2 separate regions of the Homo sapiens genome follow, and region 1 is linked to region 2. Evidence: chromatin contacts called from ENCODE Hi-C or POLR2A ChIA-PET data. All regions are on one chromosome and are shown on one strand. Each heading gives the region's core, a stretch centred on a gene start or an enhancer-like site at or near the end of the contact. The rest is flanking DNA. Distances are from core to core; before and after follow the strand shown.

The links. A loop is a pair of places that touch in the nucleus more often than their neighbours do. ChIA-PET counts read pairs that join two places held with the same protein, here RNA polymerase II (POLR2A). Pooled maps may share reads with other maps.
Region 1: a loop to region 2 is called in a map of CD8-positive, alpha-beta T cell, with 5 times the contacts of the local background. The contact joins two enhancer-like sites. A Hi-C loop is called at or near these places in 5 of 168 maps with a recorded cell type or tissue (CD8-positive, alpha-beta T cell, PC-9, dorsolateral prefrontal cortex and 2 more), 1 of 37 single-sample maps with no recorded cell type and 12 of 50 pooled maps. POLR2A ChIA-PET finds 5 or more read pairs at or near these places in 9 of 52 experiments (A549, MCF 10A, PC-3 and 5 more).

Annotation. Positions count from the first base shown.
Region 1 is chr12:52,246,512-52,253,070 of GRCh38, forward strand. KRT7 (keratin 7) reads left to right here. Exons shown (of 9, transcript NM_005556.4): 8 at 1,666-1,700; 9 at 2,080-2,410. The coding sequence ends at 2,249. KRT7-AS (KRT7 antisense RNA 1) reads right to left here and starts at 937. Exons shown (of 2, transcript NR_146274.1): 1 at 666-937. It also overlaps the pseudogene KRT87P. RefSeq lists enhancers at 3,289-3,895, 5,425-5,925, 5,926-6,426. Within about 2 kb of position 4,828, at least 6 of the 41 ENCODE cell types and tissues checked have a DNase peak (open chromatin) inside an H3K27ac peak, as active enhancers do; they include PC-9, where a contact is called at or near this core.
Region 2 is chr12:52,215,615-52,222,367 of GRCh38, forward strand. It overlaps LINC00592 (long intergenic non-protein coding RNA 592), which reads left to right. Exons shown (of 5, transcript NR_027358.2): 4 at 6,363-6,414. Among named protein-coding and RNA genes, the nearest start is that of LINC02874, 5.4 kb to the left of the region's middle. RefSeq lists an enhancer at 6,337-6,416. Within about 2 kb of position 1,842, at least 15 of the 41 ENCODE cell types and tissues checked have a DNase peak (open chromatin) inside an H3K27ac peak, as active enhancers do; they include PC-9, where a contact is called at or near this core.

The DNA.
Region 1 (6,559 bases), core at 3,578-6,077, 34 kb after region 2:
CAGGGAAGGGAATGGGGAGTGAAGGGGTGCTAGGGCCGAGGGCCTGGGTGCTGGGAGGAGAAGAGGAGACACAGGGCCGCAGGGTATGAGTAGGAGGCGGAGAGGAGGAGGAAGGGGCTTTGCCCCTGCTGCTGACCCGCCTTCTCCCTGGGTTAGCACCCAGTCTTCTTTGTGGGAAGAAGAATTAACACCAAAAGTCTCTGGGAACACAGAAGCTGATCTGGGCACAGGGAGCTCCAGCCAAGATGCCTCTCTCTGCTTTCGCCTCTCCCACAGGCACAGGGCCCCCAAATTCTCTACAACCCATACCCTGGGCCTTCTGTTGTCATAGAAGTCAGAGTTGGGGGACTCTTAGAGTGGTACCTGATCTGGCTTCCTCCCATGGGAAGAAAAGGGGACTGAAGCTCAGAAATGGTCAGTAGTGTGCCCAAGGTCACACAGCACGCAGAGACATCCTCTTCTGAAAGCTTAATCTCAGTCTGAGCTGCTGTAACCAGGCTTAGATCCGGGTACTCTGAGAGGATATGGTTCCCCCAACCCTGGGGGGATATGGAGGTAGATACCTTGCTTTTATCTCTTAACTTATCAGAGTTGTGGTCCAGAAACTCATTCAAACTGGGAGGCCTACTTTAAGAATACAAAGTTACCAAAAAAACCCCACTTACTTAGAATGAGAAAAGTCACACAGATCACTAGAGCCTTGGACATTCAGGCCTCTTCCGTCTGAGTTCCTTAGGCATCGTACCAGAAATTCTTCGAGTTGCTGCCTGACTGCAACCTGGCTCCCTCTCCCCACCCACAAGTGCCAGCAACTCCCAGCACCAGCAGGGGCCATTTAAGCAAGCCCCCTGGAAGCTTTCAGCAAACCTCTCTCTTTCCCTCAGCCTTTGCTCTGCCTGCTTCCTGGGCTTGGGGCCGCAGAGGCCAGCGAGGCTCCCTTCATTCCCTCCACCAAAGCGAGGTCTTCCCTGCCCCCACAGAGCAAACTGATCCCCAAGGCCAAGGCCTTGGTGACAATGGGACTGTGAGTCACAAAACAAACATAGCCAGCTGTCCCGAATGGATTTTTAATTTCTACTGCAAGACCTGTTTCAGCCCCACTGGCTGCTTAAAGCCACCCCCACTCCCTGCTCCTTCCTTAGTCCTGGCTGGAGCCCCATTCAATCAGTCAACGATTCACGAATTATTTTGACATATATTAAGCAATGACTTCTCCAGGCCTCATACTGGGGATAAAAGTATCAATAGGCCACAGACACCTTTAGGATTTTATGATACGGTGAGGAAAGGCAGCCATCTACATAAATAACACATACAGCTACCATTCACCGAATCCCAGGTGCTCAGGGCTTTAGACAGATTATGTCATTTAACCCTCACAGGCCCATGAATTTGGTCCTGTAGTTGGGCCCAAGGCATAGGTGGGAAATGGAGGCCCTGAGACATTGCCTGGGGTCAGGTGGCCAGTGGATAGAAGGGCCAAGGTGAACACTCCCTTCCTGCATGCCTCCTCGCTCCTTTTACAAGGCTGAAGGCAGGCTGGAAGTGTGGGGCAAGAAGGAAAAATCAATGATCCTGCTTGGGGCCTGGAAGGAGAGAGGGCTGAGAGCGCTTCCCTCCCACGCTAGGAAAGAGCCGTCCTCACTGTCTGTCCTCTGCCCCCAGGTTGGCTGGAGATGGAGTGGGAGCCGTGAATATCTGTAAGTCCTTGGCTGCGGCCCATGGGAAGCATCCCTTGTGCTGTTTAGATGGGGCTGGGTCTAGAGAATGGCAGACTGGCCCAGGGCCCTGCTGGAGGGGCCAGGAGACTCCTTCCTTTCTACAGGGATTGACAGGTCCCCTGGAGCACATACTGCCAGGCTCAATGGCCTGGGAAGCACTACAAGAGGGCAGGGTGGGGCCAGGAGCACCTGGGGAGCAGCCCTACCCCTGTCAGATGCTCCTTCTGGGTTGGCCCATGGAGGGGGGCAGGGGTGAGGGAGAGGGGCAGCTGGGGCAGGAGGGTGGGGTGCAGTGAAGGGATGGGGTCCCTGGTAGGGAGCCTCACGCTGAAGAGAGCCCTCCTCTTTTCTCTCCCAGCTGTGATGAATTCCACTGGTGGCAGTAGCAGTGGCGGTGGCATTGGGCTGACCCTCGGGGGAACCATGGGCAGCAATGCCCTGAGCTTCTCCAGCAGTGCGGGTCCTGGGCTCCTGAAGGCTTATTCCATCCGGACCGCATCCGCCAGTCGCAGGAGTGCCCGCGACTGAGCCGCCTCCCACCACTCCACTCCTCCAGCCACCACCCACAATCACAAGAAGATTCCCACCCCTGCCTCCCATGCCTGGTCCCAAGACAGTGAGACAGTCTGGAAAGTGATGTCAGAATAGCTTCCAATAAAGCAGCCTCATTCTGAGGCCTGAGTGATCCACGTGCCTGGTATCCTGGCTTCATGAGGCTGGGCAGGGGAAAAGACGGGACTAGAGAAGGCAGGGTCTCCCTGGTGACTAGGAAGCCTTTTGTGCAGGAGACTGAGAAGGCACATGGTGGGATGGGGTGCTGCTCTAAGGAGCAGGACGCTTACCTAGGGTGAGCCTTGGCCTCCAGGTCTGGGGCTGATCCCAAAGATTCTCCTGAGGAAGCCCAGAAGAGCCACGGGGAAATGCAGGCTCTGCCAGCAATTGGGCCTTGGAGGGCTGCCCTGCTAAGGGGGTGGAAAGGCTGTTTGCCTCCCTCCCCCCATGCCCAGAGCTGCCAGAGCACATTCCTTTTGTGAGGAGGCCACAGACGTTCAGCTGCCCCAGCTTCCAGTTTCGGGTGGCCCAGCCAACTTTCATGCCAGCCGTCCTCAGCCCTTCCTGGTGCTGGGTCTGCCAGGCTCATGGTCAGCCAGGCCTGGGGCCCTGGAGAGGTCCTCTGCATCTTGAATTCTGTGGAGGTAGTGGTTGTGGGGGGGAGGTGTGTGTGTGCATGGGAGGAGGGTCCTAGAGTCTAGATCCCCGGTAACAGGTCTGTGCCTAGGACCTTAGTGGAGGGATGGGTTTGTATCTGGATCCATGGGAGTGGGGAAGGACATCTGTGTTAAGTCAGTGCTTGATGGGGGCTTCTATGTCAGAGTCCCCGACACACAGGTCTGTGTGTCTGTGAGTGTGGCAGGTGTTCTGTGGCAGGGCCTATGCATGGGGAAATGTGTCCCTGATGGGCAGCAGCACATATGATGGGTACTGTGGAGCCACAGGGAGGTCTCTGTGTCTGGGACCCCAGGGGTGATGGTGGTGGTGTGGATGGGGGAGCTATGTGGGATGTGTTGGCTTCTGGGAGGAAGTCTGTATATTTGACCCTATGGTCAGGGAACTTTCAAATGCTGAGGTGGGGGCTGGGGTGGAGAGTGGAAAAAGTGGACCAGCAGCCACAGTGATGGGGTTCCCACCCAAGGTGTCAGGAGATCCAGGCCCTCTCCCTCCCGACTAAGAAGACCAAGTGGGCAAGAGGAAGGAGAGACTCTCAGGGCACAATGCATATGATCAGGAGCTTTACTGGAAATGCTGAGACAAGCACAGGGGAGAGGGAGGGAGCCAGGCAGCCAGGCAGGAGAGGTGGCCTGTCCTGCACGTGTATTAGAAGACATTGGATTAGAAGGCACAGCAAGTCCACACCAAGGGGCTCCAGGCCCATCTGTCCCTCAGAAGCCACAGGCATCCAGGCCTCCGGACCGGGGTCTTTACCTAGGGCTGCGAGGACAGTCCTTTAGATTCGGGGGTTGGGAGAGCTGCGGGCTAGGAGCCCTGTGCTCTCGGAAGCAGTGAAGGGACTAGCGGGCGGGGATGCGAGACAGGAAGGCGCGGCGTGGGGGCCGATGGGGAGGCTGGGCCCCGAAGCCCTCCTTCCCCACGTCTGGGGACCGTGGGAGCTCCGGGCTGCCTCTGGAGGCAGAGGCTGCTGCTGGTGAGGCGGCGTCGGTACAAAGTGGGGCGCTCAGGCGAAGCGCACGGAGCGGCCGCTGCCGCTGCTCTGGCCGCAGGGCGCACACAGGCCGGTGCTCACCGCCACGTTCCCGCTGCAGGGGGCACTGCAGACGCTGCCCGTCACCGGCCGGGAGCCCGACACGCACAGGTCCCCGCATAAGACCCCGCCGCGAGAGCTGCTGACACCTGCCAGAGGGGGAGGACAGGGCCCAGTCTCCTGGCGGCCAGAGGCCCCTTCTGCTCAGAGCTTCTCCCCTCTGTTTCTATGCGCGCCCCTCAAACCCTCACATGGGCACTCCTTCCTGCAGTCTTAGCCTCAGGCGTCCTTGATACACTGTTAGCCCAGGTCCTCTCTATAGGCAGACATAGCCATGCTTCGCCTCACAACAGAGACATGTTCTGAGAAATACAGCATTAAATGATTTTGTCATTGTGCGAACATCATGGAGTGCACATACGCAAACCTACATGTTGTAGCCTACTACACACCTGGGCTCTGTGGCGAGGGTGGCCAACCTTTTTTATTTTTTATTTTTATTTTTGAGACGGAGTCTCTCTCTATCGCCCAGACTGGAGTGCAGTGGCGCGATCTCGGCTCACTGCAACCTCTGCCTCCTGGGTTTAAGTGATTCTCCTGCCTCAGCCTCCCTAGTAGCTGGGATTACAGGTGTCCATCACCTTGCCCGGCTAATTTTTTTATTTTTAGTAGAGACGGGGTTTCACCATGTTGGCCAGGCTGATCTCAAACTCCTGACCTCAAGTGATCCACCTGCCTTGGCCTCCCAAAGTGCTGGGATTACAGGTGTAAGCCACCACACCCAGGCCCCAAGGGTGTCCAATCTTTTGGCTTCCCTGGGCCACACTGGAAGAAGAAGAATTGTCTTGGGCCACACATAAAATACACTAATACTAACGGTAGCTGATGAGCTTTAAAAAATCACACACACGAAAATCTCGTAAGTTTTAAGAATGTTTACAAATTTGTGCTGGGCCACATTCAAAGCCGTCCTGGGCTGTATGCAGCCTTCTGGTCAGGGGTTTGACAAGTTTACCCTATAGCATAGCCTGTTGCTTCTAAGCTACAAATCTGTACAGCATGTGACTGTACTGAAGACTAAAGGCAACTGTAACACCATGGTAGGTATTTGTGTATCTGAACATAGCTAAACCTAGGAAAGTAGAGTAAAAATATGGTATAATCTAATGGGACTACTGTCCTATATTCCATCCATCCTTGACCTAAAAGTCCTTATGTGGTACATGACTGTAGCTAATTAAGTTACTATAAGCACTCACTGCCCCACTCCATCTTTCCTTTTAGAGTCTGCAAACTACGGCCACATGCAGGCTTCCTGTTTGTCAATCAAGTTTTCTTGGAACCCAGTCATACCGCTTCCTTCAAGTATTGCCTTTGGCTGTGGCTGCTTTACATGACAACGGAGTGGAGCAGTTGAGGCAGAGACTACATGGCCCACGAGCCTAAAGTTTTTACTATCTGAAGCTCTAAGAAAAAGTTTGCCTGCCCAGAACCCCAAGCTGTTATTTCAGGACCCACAAAATGGATTACTTACAGACATTTACAGCACCAACGCCCTCACACAACCTTATAGGGAAAGCAAAGAGACAGAAATTAGTTGTGGGGAGCAAAGCTGGTGAAATCTGTTTAACCTGCAAATTCTCTCCTCCAATTAGCGTTGATGCACATTCCAAGTAAATAATATGCAGACATGCTCCTGGGTGTTGAAGCACTGCAGCACTGCCTGGGGGAAACTGAGGGGACACCCTCCCCACAGCTGTGGTCCTCACCTCTGCTCCTCGCCCTCCAGCAGGCGCCTGTAGGTGGCGATCTCAAAGTCCAGGCCAGCTTGGAGTTCATCACCTCCTGGTACTCCCTGATCAGGCAGGCCATGTCCTGCTTGGCCTTCTGCAGGGCACCCTCCAGCTCGGCCAGCTTGCAGCGGGCATCACTGAGGGCCGCCTCACCCTGCTGCTCAGACTGGGCCACCGCGGCCTCCAGCTTGGAGTTCTGGGAGGCAAGGGAGGGTTATTAAGGATCTCTGTTCTGGCTTCAGGGTCAGAGGCCAGGTAACCACTGACCACTGACTAGCAGAAGAAAAAGAGGCCTTGTCTATTTGTTAGGCCAGGGGTTGCAAATTAGTGCTCCCAGGCATGTTTGCACAGTGTCTTCAATTTTGGAAATTTAACACAATAATTGAAATTCTTGGCTTCTTTCAAAAGATCAGAGGATCTGGCCACACTGGACCTGCATTTCTGCATGGCCTGCCTCAGTTGGATCTGCCTAGCCCTGCCTTTTGTGCTTTCCAGTTTACCATAGTCCCTATCATACCCAAGTGCCTTGGGAACAGCTTGCTTGCTTCGCTCATTTACTAACCCCATTGATGTCTGAATGTGTGATCACTGATCTAGAACAACAGGCCAGAGAGGTTAAATGCCTTTCCCAAGTCTCATGGCAAACTAGTGGCAGAGCTTGTTTGAGAGCCCAGGTTTCCTGCCCCTTAGACTGGTGCTATTTCCTCTGCCCCACTCTGCCCTTGGAAGCACCTCATTCCCTCCATATTGCCCCAATGCCTCCATTCAGCGAGAATGGAGAACGT
Region 2 (6,753 bases), core at 592-3,091:
TCTCCTTCCTGAGAGCTGACAGCTGTCCTGAGCCCCTTCCAGAGCAACCCCTGGACCAGCCATGAGTCAGCTATGGCTGGGCAGCAGGGATCCTCGAGTTCCTGTTCTGGAAGCATGAGTCAGGCCCAGGTGGGAGAGGAGGGAGGTCATACTGGGGTCAGATGCCGGACCCAGGCAGGATCAGACAGGCGCCTGGCTGCCACCTTATCATGATGCTTGTTGCTAGTAACTGGATCTCAGAAGATAAGGCCCTGGGGCTGAATGAAGCATTCCAGCTCTGTGGGCCGAAATGTTGTTGACATGGGCTGTACGATGCGTAGATGCTTTTCAGATAGCACAGCCTGAAAAGGGCCAGCAAGCTCCCGAAGGCATTGCCTTCACAGCTGCTTTTGCCACTACTGCTGGGGGCAGAACCTCCAGCCCTAGAGCTTGCCCAGCCTGGGGACCCCATCACCTCCATGAGAGCTCCTGGATCTAGCTTGCCAGCCCAGAGCCCATCTCTGATTTCTTGAGAGCCTCTATTCTTTATCTAGATCATAGCAGTCACCAGTGAGGACCCAGATGTGCTTTCCACCAGGCTTTGGAGAACATCTGAGGAGTGGAAATTCCTATTTTAACCCTCTTTCCCACACCTCTGACTCTTGAGCAGGGGTCCATTGTCCGCTGTTGCTGCAAACTGTGACCGTTCAGTACAATGGACAGTGCTCATGACTGGGGTGGGGTGGGGACAAGCTTCTCTGCGCTGTGCAAAAGTCAGTGTTTCAGCCACACTAGGCATGTGCCCAGTGCCCAGCTCCTTATCTCTAGGAGCCATTGTCTCACTTGTTTCTTATGGCAGATAAAGATGGCTTATCCATCTCTTAGGAACAAAGCACGCCACTTTAGACAGTCACAAACATGAACGACCTTATTTAGGAATCAGGTGCCTCAGAGAGAGCCTTTGCAGGCTGAAACATGGAGGGAAGTGGGGACTTATCTCTTTGCCCCCCAGATATGCAGAAAAAGGCAGTGCGGGAACACACACACACACAGACACACACACCTGGACAGAGAAACAAAGCATTCATTGAGCGCTTGCTGTGGACCGACCCTTATTAGGCACTGGGAGGGAGTGTATAGAAAAGTGAGTTTGCACAGCGCTTGCCTTTAGCAGCTCACAGTTGCATGGAGAAGACATGCATCAGCAAATGCTTACTGCTTTTCCATTTTTGAAATTTGTAGGACTATCCCAGGGAAAACATTGAAACTGTTAAAATATGCAAAAAGTGAAGCAGCAGCTTTGCTGTGGGGAAAAACAAACCTCAGAAACCCTTAGTGACAGGCCACTGAACACTGGTTCCTAAGGCAGTTCTCTCCTGGTTCCACTGGCAACTGCACCAGCTGGACCCCTGCCACCCCTGCTGGGGAAACAGTGAAGGGGAAATGGCATAGAGGGCCAAGGACAACAGGTTCTGGTGACTTAGATTTTATATATATATATACACACACACACACATATATATATATACACACACACACACACACACACGTGTATATATATGTGTATATATATGTGTTTATATATATAATGTGACAATACCAGAGAGCAAAGGCACTGCTCTCTTCCTCTCCCCTCCTCCCTTCCCTAGGCTCCTCCTTCCCTGAGCCTTCAAGGCCTGATGGTAAGGTCTCGGTCCCAGTGGAGGATAGGAAAAGTCCCGGTTTGCTTCACTTCCTATCCCAAGCCCTAGAGGCCACAGGCCACCGACCTCCTCCTGGAGTGCTTAGTGCTGAGGTTCCTCACTGGAGCCTTGGCCTGCAGCCAGCATCCAGCCCTCCCAGGCCAGCCTCGGGCCTGAACCCCTGCACATGGAGGTGTTTGTCTGCCCACGCCTGGCAGCCTGCCCCAAGACAGTCAGGATGAACAGGTTTGGCCACCTGAACTGGCTGCAGCCTTTGCCTTTAGTGAGATAAAGAAAGACTCAGAGCTTTCAGCCACAGCCAGAATGAAGTTTTGGGACTTTTTCTTCCCCTTTGAAATAATTTTTAACTTATGAAAAAGTTGCAAGAATAGTACAAAGGACTTTTTTTTTTCTGTATCATTTGAGAGTAAGTTGCTGGCCTGATGGCCCCTCACTCCTGAATACTTTAATGTGTATTTCCTCAAACAAGGACATTCTCACTCTCACATAACCACAACACAGCCATTAACACCAGGAATTTCATCTCAATACATTACTGCCATCAAGTCCTCAGACCCCATTGGTTTTTCCCAGTTATCCCGGTGATGTCCTTTAGAGCAAAATGTTCCAGTTCGGAGTCAGGGGGTTGCGTGCGGCTGTCATGTCTGGTTAGCGTTCTCGAATCTGAAATAGTTCCTCCGTCTTGATTTCCATGACCTTGACACTTGTTTTTTGTAGTACGTCCCTCAATTGGGGTTTGTGTGATGTTTCTCCATGAATAGATTCTGATTCTGCATTTCTGGTAGGAAAATCACAGAAACCATGCTGTGTTTCTTCCTATGGCATCCTGTCAGGCCCTGCACCATCTTAATTTGTTCCATTACCGGTGATGTTAACTTTGATCGCTTGATTAAGATGGTGTCTGCCAGGCTTCTCCGAGGTAAATTACTTTTTTCCTCTTTGTAATTAAAAAGCACTTTATGGAGAGATCCTTTGAGACTATGTAAGTATCTTGATCTTCATCAAACTTCCTCCCACTAGTTTTAACACCATTGATGTTTCTTGGCCTAATTATTACTGTGATAGTTGCCAAGTCCACTATTACTTCTGCATTTATTAGTTGGCATCTTCTGTACAGAAAAAGAAACTCTCTTCTCTACATTTATTTATTCATATTTTTATTTACATTAGTGTAGACTCAGGGATTCCTATTTTACTCTTGATTTATTTTGGCTTTATTTTATTAATTTTAATTTATTTTTGTTAATTTATTTTTGAGATAGGGTCCTGCTCTGTCACCCAGGCTGGGGTACAGCGGTGTGATCGTAGCTCACTGTAACCTTGAACTCTTGGGCTCAAGCAATCCTCCTGTCTCAGCCTCCCAAGTACCTGGGACTTCAAGTGTGCACCACCATGCCGGGCTAATTTTTTTTTTTTTTTTTTTTAAAGACACGGTCTTGTTACGTTGCTCAGGCTGGCCTTGAACTCTTGGCCTCAGGTGATCTTCCTGCCTTGGTGTCCCAAAGTGCTGGGATGACAGCACCTGGCCTCATTATTTATTTTGATGCTGAAAATCTCCCTGCTTGGCCAAGGGGTCACCCCTTCAGCAGGCTTCTGTGTCCTTTTGCCATACCCCCTCCATTCTTTAGGCACTCCCTTGCTTTCTAAAACAAGATGTTCCTGGCTCATCTTGTGCTTTCCCTATCCCACCCATGGCATTGGCCATCTTTCCAAGGAACAGTGGTTTCTCTTGGTGGAGAATGAGATATGGAAACCGAGATCTGGGCACTAGTTCCCCTCATTGCTTTTGAGAGTCGTTCAGTTTGTCAGTGATTCTTGGACTGGAATCAGGGGAAGGATGTTTCCTTTAAGCTTTAATATTCGAAACCAGCAACTCTAAGTCTTGTTTGGGTGGTGGGCAACATGGAAATAATGAGACCTTTAATGAAAAAATATAATCTATTGATTGAATAAACAATGTTCTACAGGAAATAAAATCATCAGTGGAGTTAGCAAATACATGTGCATATCTGTATATGTGTTTATGTAAATATACATCTACACAATTTAAATCTGTATCTATCTATCTATCTATCTATCTATCTATCTATCTATCTATCATCTACCATCTATCTATCTATCCATCATCTATCTATCTATCCATCTATCTGTCTATCTGCCTATCTTGAAGGCCTTGAGTCCACACTGAAAACTCCAATACCAAACCCATGATCACATGGTTCATTCAGTTCCTCCCTTTCCATACTTATAAATCCTTTCTCCCTTAGTGAGAAGTGTGTCTTCCATCATACCTGTGTGTATAATCAGTCTGTCTGTGTAGCCACCACTGCCAGCACAGGTGCCCTTGTCTGTACTGGGACAAAAACCCTCCCAGCTGCTGCCCTGGCACAATGTCTGCCTTCCTGGACCCAACTAATAGCTTTGGGACTAAATTATTTAGGAAGGCAGGCAGCTCTTTGGACATTTTGCTGACCAATGAATCATGACTTTTCCTGATCTTTGGAATGTTTTGCTTATAACTTTTTCTTAAAAATGATATGTTTTGCCATTTTTTTTTTTGAGACAAGGTTTCACGCCTGTCACCCATGGTGGAGTGCAGTGGCACGATCTTGGCTCACTGTAACCTCTGCCTCCCAAACTCAAATGATTCTCCTGCTTTAGCCTCCTGAGTAGCTGGGACCACAAGCTCATGCCACCATGCCCGGTTAATTTTTTTTTTCCTGTGGAGACGGGGTTTTGCTATGTTCCTCCAGGCCGGTCTCAAACTCCTGAGCTCAAGTAATCTGCCTGCCTCAGCCTCCCAAAGAGCTGGGATTACAGGCGTGAGCCACCGTGCCTGGCCTGTTTTGCCATTATTAAAGTACCAAATTTCATGAATAACTTCTGCAAAGGAGAACCATTTATTTATGCACAACACTTCTGACAGCAAATGTGTGAGTTTTCTACACAAAACAATTCTCCAGTTCTCTGCAGACACCAACTGGGTGTCCTACAATTTAATTTAGTTTGAACACTAACTACCCAGGGTAGGGGAGAGCCTGCAGGTTAAAGTCTCAGTCCCACAAGACTGCTCCCATTTCAGATGCCAATCGCAAGTACTGGGTACTCACACCTCTGTGTAGTTTGGCCACCAATCCAGGGTTCCCACAACCCGCTCCTTAGGTTCAATAATTTAATGGCTCACAGAACTCAGAGACACTTTCTTTAGGTTTACTGGTTTATCATAGAGGAGATTATAGAAGACAGACATGAATAGTCAGATGAAGAGGAAATAGGACAAGGTCTGGAAGGGTCCTGAGTGCAGGAGCTTCTGTCCCTGTGGAGTTGCGAGGCACCGCCCTCCTGGCACATGGATGCATTCTCCAACCTGGAAGCTCTCCTACCTCATAGTTTAGGGATTTTTATGGACACTTCAACACATAAGCATTATCAATTATTACTCAATCTTTAGCCCCACTCTCCTCCCCAGAGCGTGGGGAATGGGGCTGAAAGTTCCAAGCTTCTAATCAGACATTGACCTTTCTTATGACCAGCCCCTATCCTGATGCTCTCCAGGAGCCCACTGGCAGTCAGCTCATTAGAACCAAAACCCCACTCCTATTGTCCAGGAAATTAGGAGCTCTGTGTCAGGAACAGGGATTGAAGACTAAATATTAGAAAAAAAGTTGCTCCTAGCACCCCTATCACTCAGGCTATTACAAGGGTTTAGGAGTTCTGTGTCAAGTGCTGGGGGCAGAGACCCAATATATATATTGAATTATGACATAATTTGGAGAACAGAGAAAGGGAGTCAATCATAATTCCAGCCCTCAGTACAACCATTGTTTAGTATTTAAACATATTTCATTTTAGTTTTTTCCTCCAGTGCACCTGTTTTTCTTTTAAGCATAATTGTAAGTATAGTGTTGCTACCTCTTTCCATTCTCCATGTTTACTTAAGACAATAAAAACATTCACTGCTTATGAAATACCTGGCACATACCAAGATCTGTATAGATTGTTTTCTCTTTCTCATTTAATCCTTAACATAATCCTGGGAAGCAGGCATTTTCCTGACACTAGAGATAAAGAAACCAGGGCTCAGGGAGTCTCAGTTGCACTTTGGATAAGTGATAGAGCTAGGATTGGAACCTGGATATCTTTGACTCTGAAATCTCTGCTCTACCCATTGTGATATCCAGCCTTCCCAAGGCGTAAGTATTTTTTTTTTTGATAGTACAACACTATTCCCATAACTCTGATTTTACATGCAGACATATTATGCTAATGAGAGATGGTTTCACAACTTAACCACGCCTCTGTTGTAGAACACATGAGCTACTTTCTCTCACTCTATAAATAATGCCGTGATTGATATCTTCATGGATATGGCTTTTAACCAAATTGTTTTTCTAAAGGGTTGCCCTAATTTGAATGCCAGACTTAAACCGTAATAGCATATTATTATCTAAAAAAATAGTTGGTGCTTTTTTAGGCAACAGTATCTTGGTTTAATCAGCACATAGTTGAATACAGGCTTGGCTTTATTCAAGAAACATTTAAAGGGTACCTGCTATATACCAGGAATGATGGTAGGAATGGAAGATACACAGGTGTTTGCATTATACGACTCACTCAGAAAGCCAAAACCAGGGCGTTTCAATTACTCTAACCCATGACTCACTCAGCTGATGGTTTCAGGGGCTGTGCTGAAGAAGCCTTGGTGATATGGGTGCAAATGCCAAAAACATGGGTAAGTCTCACTGGCTCAGGGAAAATGTGATGCAGAGTAGGTGGCATTGCCAGCTGATGAGTGTGACAGTTACTAAGTTACTGTCTCTAGCTCCAAACCCACACTTAGACTTTCAGCTTTGGGGTGCTGGAGCCGACTCATACGGCTCACATGTGCCTTGTCAGCTGGCTTCTGGCTGGGATGTGCAGATAGGGGGCGCCAGAGGGAGACTTCGAGGCGTTGCTTTCTGTGGGCATCCCATCTGCTTGCTGTTCTTGTGGGCAGTGCGTCTTCACCCTGCCATCCGGTTGGCAGTTTTCCCTACACTTGGAGAATCAGCCTCATTGTGCCCTCCCACTC